Linked DNA regions of Homo sapiens: region 2 is linked to region 1. Evidence: chromatin contacts called from ENCODE Hi-C data. All regions are on one chromosome and are shown on one strand. Each heading gives the region's core, a stretch centred on a gene start or an enhancer-like site at or near the end of the contact. The rest is flanking DNA. Distances are from core to core; before and after follow the strand shown. Region 1 holds the start of DEPDC4 (DEP domain containing 4). Region 2 holds the start of ISCU (iron-sulfur cluster assembly enzyme).

Region 1 (3,270 bases), core at 771-3,270:
GAGGCTGAAGCAGAAGGATCGCATGAACTCAGGATTTCAAGACTAGCTTGGGCAACACAGGGAGACTCTATAAAAAATACAAAAAATTAGTGGGGCATGGTGGCGTGCTCCTATAGTCCCAGCTGCTCAGGAGGCTGAGGTGGGAGGATCACTTGAGCCAGGGAGGCCGAGGCTGCAGTGAGCTGTGACCCTGCCACTGCACTCCAGTCAGGGCAACAGAGTGAGACCCTGTCTCAATTAGAAACAAAAACAGTTGGCCAGGCGCAGTGGCTTAAGCCTGTAATCCCAGCACTTTGGGAGGCTGAGGCAGGTGGAGGTCAGGAGTTCAAGACCACACTGGCCAACATAGTGAAACCCCATCTCTACCAAAAATACAACACAAAAAAATTTAGCTGGGCATGGTGTCGCACGCCTGTAATCCCAGCTACTTGGGAAGCTGAGGCAGGAGAATTGCTAGAACCAGGAGGTGGAGGTTGCGGTGAGCCGAGATCACGCCATTGCACTCCAGCCTGGGCAAGGGAAAAAAAACAGTCTATTACCTGAAAAAAACAGTTAAATAAATTATGGTATACCCTTACTATAGAATAGTAGCCAGCCATTAGAAAGAATGAAGTAGAGCTATGTTTATAGTGTGCAAGGATCTCATTAAGTAGGGAAAAAGAAAAACCCAAAACAAAAATTTTTTAAAAATGAGCTGAGCAGAACAACTTGTATATTATTATCCTACTTAGGTAAAAATGAATTCCCAACCTATGTAAAAATGTATGTAAATAAATAGAAAGATCTGGAAGAATAAACTTCAAACGAGTAACCTTGGGGAAGAAGGATTGTAATGGTGGCTGATGAAAGAGGATGTACCCTTTTAAAGTGTACAATTCAGTGTTTCTAGTACATTCACAAAGTTGTGCAGCCATCACTATTATCTAATTTCAGACCATTGCATCATTCCACAAAGAAACCTATAGTTCGCAGTCATTCTTCATTCTTCCGTACCCCAGTAAAATTTTAATTAAAATTAAATTTAATTAAAATTAATTAAAAAAATTAAAGAATGATAAGGGAATAACTTAGAACTTCTAGAATGTTTTTTCTAGATTTGCAGGGGGAAGTGGGTAGAATCCAAGAACTTAAGCTCTCTTCTCCAACTATGCATAACCGCAAAAGTATGCCCAACTATACATATGTTTACGATAAAATGACAGAAATAAAAATCCACCACCCTCAAATTCCTTCTGTAACAGAAGTTACCCGTCTAATCACTCAAGAAATCTTATCCCCAGACATTGTGGGCAGAGCGGAGACTGAGGAGGGGAGGCCAGAAAGTGATGGGCGGAGGTGGGCAGGAGGGTACTCGACGGGGTAGGTGGAAAATACAGCGGTACAGCCTGTTTTCCATAGACAGTCTACCTCTCTAACCTTCATTAAACAAGTAGGCTAGATTAAAGAAATAACTCCTCTAGCTCAAGGAATTTGCCCTCTAGTACATTAACCCCTTGTTGCTGTAAGTGTAGCCTAGGGACCAGCAGCATTGGTGCCATCTGGACATGTATTAGAAACGCAGATTATCAGACCCTACTCCTCAATCAGAATTTGCACTTTCACAAGATCCTAGGGATTCGTATGTATATTAAAGTTTGAGAAAAAACGCTTTCCTGCACGCTCCAAGGGCACTTCACCACAGTAACCCCTAAAAAGCCTCAGTCCTGGGTCCCCCAGTCCAGTGCCTGGTAGGGCAGGAAGGGGGCGGGGCTAGGAAATGGGCGGGGCCCTGGACCAATGAGGAGCAGAGTCCCAGCCGCCTGCTCCCTTCAGCTGCCCCCTCCACCTTCACTGCACATTTGGCTAGGATATACAGGGCTACCTGTCCTCCTTTTCCGGCAGAAGCCATCTCTACGGTTCCTGGAACTTGGCCCGTTCAGCCCTGGGCCCGGAAGCTCGTTCTGACTGACAAGTCTACGGAACCTCGGAGTCAAAAGAACCGCCATAAGCTCGCGCGCTGGCTCCTCCCCTGGCACCATAGCCCCGCCCCACCTGACACCCGGGGCGGAGAGAAGTACTGGCTCCGCCTCTTCCGAACCGGCAGGAAGTGACGTCATGCCCCCGGCCGGCAGGTCTTTTAGTCTTTTTCCCCCTCCCTTACTCTTCGTCCCCGGTCCCTCCCCTCCCCACCCCTTTCCTTCTAGCTCCGACGTTTGCGGCCGCGGGGGCGGCGGAGGATATGGAGTAAAGCCAGAGTCAGTGGCCAGGCACGAAGGCAGAGCAGGAACAGCCAGGAGGCGTTTATTAGGGGGGCGGGGGGAAAGAGCCCCAGCACCGCCCCTCCTGGAAGAAGGAAGAGGTAAGTGACCGGCCGCCGGCACCGACCGACCTCCCTCACCGGCGGCTCTCTCGCCTGGGCTCCCGGAGCCGGCGAGGAGGGAATGGAGGACTCGCGCCCGGGTTAGGCCTCCCAGGGCCGCTCAGGCTGGTGGGTGTTGCCTGGTGACGGGCCTGCCGGCGGCCGGCCGGGCGATCGGCGGTCGGCGCCCGCGCAAAGCGGGGCTGGACGAGCAGCGAGCTCCGGGGAGCGGATCCGAGAGGGCCGAGTCCTCGAAAGAGGCCTTGAGGCGACGGGAGACCCGGGATCGAAGTCAGCTGCCGGAGGGAGAGCCCCCCATGCCGGCTCGAGAGCTCGGGTTTCGGTGGTGGAGAACGTAGTACCTTTCGGGGACATTGGACACTACTCTAGGACCGGGTGAGAGAGTTCACCTCAGTTCTGAGGTCCGGAATCCGGTAGCCTGGGTCACCAGCCAGGGCCCTGCCGCCCGCCGTCCTTCTCTGACAGTAGCTTTAGTTCTGGAATGGAAGGTTATTGTGTGTGAGGTGGGTGGGGCAGGGGTTTTGTTAAGAGAAAAAACCCCACGGTTACTCCTGCAGTCTTGTTTTTCTAAACGGGAGAATACGGATGGAGGAGGGTTTAGACCGATAAAGCTTGCAAAAACTTATTGGACTTTGAGCACATACCTGTGATCCGTAATTAAGGAGGCCATATTATCAAATCCACCCTCTAAGGCACTCGAGGAGGCTCCAGACAAGCTGCTTAAAAGCGCTATGCCTGTAGTGACTTCATTGGAAGGTGTCAACTATTTTTTAGTACGTCAAACTCAGGAATTATTTGTGATGACACTTTCTAAAAACATTGGATACTATGAGTGAGTTTTCTAAGTAGCCTATCTCCGTTCTGAAAAATAAATAGTTTAGCAAAAATGCTCCAAATCAGCCTGCCACTGT
Region 2 (3,270 bases), core at 294-2,793, 8.3 Mb after region 1:
TGTCCTAGCCGCCTTAACCTCATCCTCCTCTCCGTCAGCCTTGGGCCCAGCCTTGGACTCAGCCTCGGGTTCTGAAGCCGAGGTTTCGGCCGCAGTCGCCATCTTGCGCTTCTAATGACTCTCGGGTCTTCCCGCGGCCGCCGAAGACCCGCTGAGGCAGAAGCTGCCCGCGGCGCGCGCCTTATCAAAAACCCGTTTTCTTGCCATTGAAAGAGAAACTGGGAACTTAGATAACAGGAAAATCTCCACATACACTAAATTCACATTATTTTATACCCTGTAAAAGCTCCCACCAGATATAAAAACTCATTATAATGGCATGCGTTCCGTCACAACTTCGGACAGAAGTTGGGTCTTTGGGCAGGAAGTGGAAGCCATAGAGGAAGTCATGGAGCGAGAGTGATGTCTGTAGTGAAGAATTTGGCGCCATCTTGAGAAGGTCAAAGTGATTCTTCGATTAAATGCCTTACTTATCGCCTAGTGTGACCTGGCGCTTGGGTTTACTCTCCCCAGCAACTGCGCCTCAAACGCAAAGAAAACTGCAGGTCCTCGGGGAAGGATCGATTTCACCATTCAAGAGAAAAATCCATTTCCCAGATTCCTCCCCTTTATGTAAACGTCTGGTACCTAGTAGACGTTAAATACACGTGAGTTTTCCGGTTTTATAAGATCACATACTGCAAACCAACAGTAAATTACATTAATACGCATTTCTTTAGAAATTCTTAATTGCTAGGCACTGACATATAAATTGAGTTTGCTGTTGTTTTAGAGAGAAAAATAGACATATTCATTTTTTTTCAATCAGGACATGGTATTCGTTTCCTTCTTAAGCTTCCCATTTTTGAGGTAGGAAAGTATTGGTGTGTGTCTCTATCTCTACCTTGCTCCCTCATTAGCAGGCTTAATGGGCAGGAATTATGTCTGTTTTGCTTTCCGTTGGATCCCCGGGTCTAGTAGAGCGCCTTGACACATAGTAGGTACTCGACACAGATGCTGGCTTCATGATGAAGCAATTGTCCTCGAATTAATACAAAAGGGAAGATTCAGACTCAGCGAGCCGGTACCATTCGTCTAGGGACACACAGCCAGGAAGGAACCGAACCAGGATTCTAACCCAGGATTACCCAAGTTCGAATTCTAATTGAACATAAGTCCTTAGCGACCTTGGACGGACTTACTAAACTGCCCTGAATCTCGGCTTCCTTAGCTGCAAAATAGGGTTAGGAAAAGTGGACTCGGTGCTCCTCTGCGCCGCATTCCCGCAGCGGGATTTGTGAAAGCGAACTTGAGCCCCACACTGCAGAAGCCCTGAGGTCCTGTCTCAACCAGAATCCAGCACCCAGGACAAGCCCTCCAGCGACTTCAGACCTTCCCGCTCCCGACCCCGCCCGCCCCCGAGAGGCGTGGTCAAGGCGGGGCCAGAAGGCGGACGCGTGCACGGAGCGGTAAAGCGCAGGCGCAAAGCTTCGGTGACGTCAGAGAGGCGCGCTCCCAGCTCGGAGCCGACTCGCAGACGCGCCCCGCCCCTCGGCGTCGCTCTGGACTGGCGCAGGCGCAAGCCGGCAAGATGGCGGCGGCTGGGGCTTTCCGTCTGAGGCGGGCGGCATCGGCTCTGCTGCTGCGGAGCCCCCGCCTGCCCGCCCGGGAGCTGTCGGCCCCGGCCCGACTCTATCACAAGAAGGTAGGGACAAAAGAGGGACGCGCGGAATGCCGACTCAGCGGAGGCCTGGGCTGGAGGGGCGGCCGCGGGGTTCTGCGCAGCTAGGACTGGGAGCTGTCCCCTCCCACGTCTTTGCCCTGACTCGCTTTCCCTTGCTGCGCAGTGAGGCTCACTGCAACTGATAAACAACAGTTACCGCTCATCGGGCGGCGACTTCCAGGGGGCCCCGCCGCTGGCCGCGACTTCGTGCGTCCCAATTTTAAATTCGCCAACAGCCCAGGAGGCAGGGTCCTGTTGGGACTTGTCTTTCTGAGTCCAGGGACAGACACACCCCCGGAGCGGGCTCCGGCTTCAGCCACTCCGCTGCCCTGGCCAGATGACCTTGGGCTAGTCACTGCGCCTCTCTGAACCTGTTTCCCCAGGTGTAAATGGGGGGCTCTCAGCTGTCCCTTACAAAGGATACTGTGCGTGGAGTCCTGGCATGGTTCCTGGCACATAGGCCCCAGCACGAGGAGACCGTTTCTGTTACTGCTTTAGGAGTGCATAGGGGAGTCAGGCTTGTAACCAACATGCGTAATGTTTTTGTTTTGTTTGGGGGGTTTTTTGGCGGGGAAGGAGGGATAGATTCATAGTCTGCAGCCCCTTGCTGTCTGGTGGCACAAAGTCCCCCAGACGTGAGACTCCCACTCGAGAAACAACTAAAGAATGCCATAAATCAACGTGGCACAAAAGGCCCCTACATTAGATACTATCCTGAGGTCCCTTTTACTTGGAGTCAAAATCCTTAGTCAGATGGGGGGAAAAGGGGACTGGAAGATCGGCGTGCTTACTACTAACCAGTAACCAAACCTCAAGGTTATTAAGGCCTTCTGTGTGCCAGTTCGAATGGATGTTTATTGTGATCTGGCTTCTGCCCTTTCTCCAAGGGCTTCTTCACTCCTCCCCCTCCCGGGGGTGTGTTTTGTTGAGGGTACACCCTGAAGAAACTTGGACTAGCAGCCTTTCAGCAGCCAGGGTGCGCTGCTGCACCAGGGTGATGACAGGCTGTGAAATACGGTAATGGCACTGTTTTTATTTTAAAAGACACATAAACGTACACATTCCATAGCATTGTTCCCTGTGTAACAGTCACCTTAAGGCTTCTAAGAAAGCTTTCCCTCCCTGGGCCATGGTTATTTTTAGAATTTTTAAATAGTAATCATCCTTTGAGGATGGATTTTATTTGAAAATAACAAAACTGCTGTTTGAGCCCAAGTCTGGTGATGTAGGTGGGTGAAAGTCAAGTATTTTTGTAAAAATCCTATGGAACTAAGACATGATTTCACTGATTTTTTTTTCTTCTAGGTATCTCAAATCTGTGAAGTATTGTAGAGGAGACACAAAAGGAATTGGGGGTCACAAATGGTTCTCATTGACATGAGTGTAGACCTTTCTACTCAGGTGAAATTTGGTATTTAGTGATTGCCTGCCAGGTTCAAGATGCTGACCGAGGAGCTTACCATCAAACCAGAGACCAGTACCAATAGAGAGTGAACATGATTTATCTTAACCCTCTCATTTTAGGTTGTTGATCATTATGAAAATCCTAGAAACGTGGGGTCCCTTGA

The links. A loop is a pair of places that touch in the nucleus more often than their neighbours do. Pooled maps may share reads with other maps.
Region 2: a pooled map shows a loop between it and region 1 (14-fold over the local background). The contact joins the promoter of ISCU here to the promoter of DEPDC4 in region 1. A Hi-C loop is called at or near these places in 3 of 50 pooled maps.

The regions. Positions count from the first base shown.
Region 1 is chr12:100,265,059-100,268,328 of GRCh38, forward strand. It overlaps DEPDC4 (DEP domain containing 4), which reads right to left and starts at 2,021. Exons shown (of 10, transcript NM_001364818.2): 1 at 1,862-2,021. The coding sequence starts at 2,018. SCYL2 (SCY1 like pseudokinase 2) reads left to right here and starts at 2,119. Exons shown (of 18, transcript NM_017988.6): 1 at 2,119-2,734. RefSeq lists enhancers at 1,864-1,943, 2,614-2,683, 2,694-2,753 and silencers at 2,314-2,363, 2,464-2,543.
Region 2 is chr12:108,561,053-108,564,322 of GRCh38, forward strand. ISCU (iron-sulfur cluster assembly enzyme) reads left to right here and starts at 1,544. Exons shown (of 5, transcript NM_213595.4): 1 at 1,544-1,684; 2 at 3,227-3,270. The coding sequence starts at 1,571. SART3 (spliceosome associated factor 3, U4/U6 recycling protein) reads right to left here and starts at 121. Exons shown (of 19, transcript NM_014706.4): 1 at 1-121. The coding sequence starts at 102. RefSeq lists enhancers at 200-259, 270-369, 1,224-1,283, 1,354-1,433, 1,964-2,033 and silencers at 1,644-1,763, 2,724-2,773.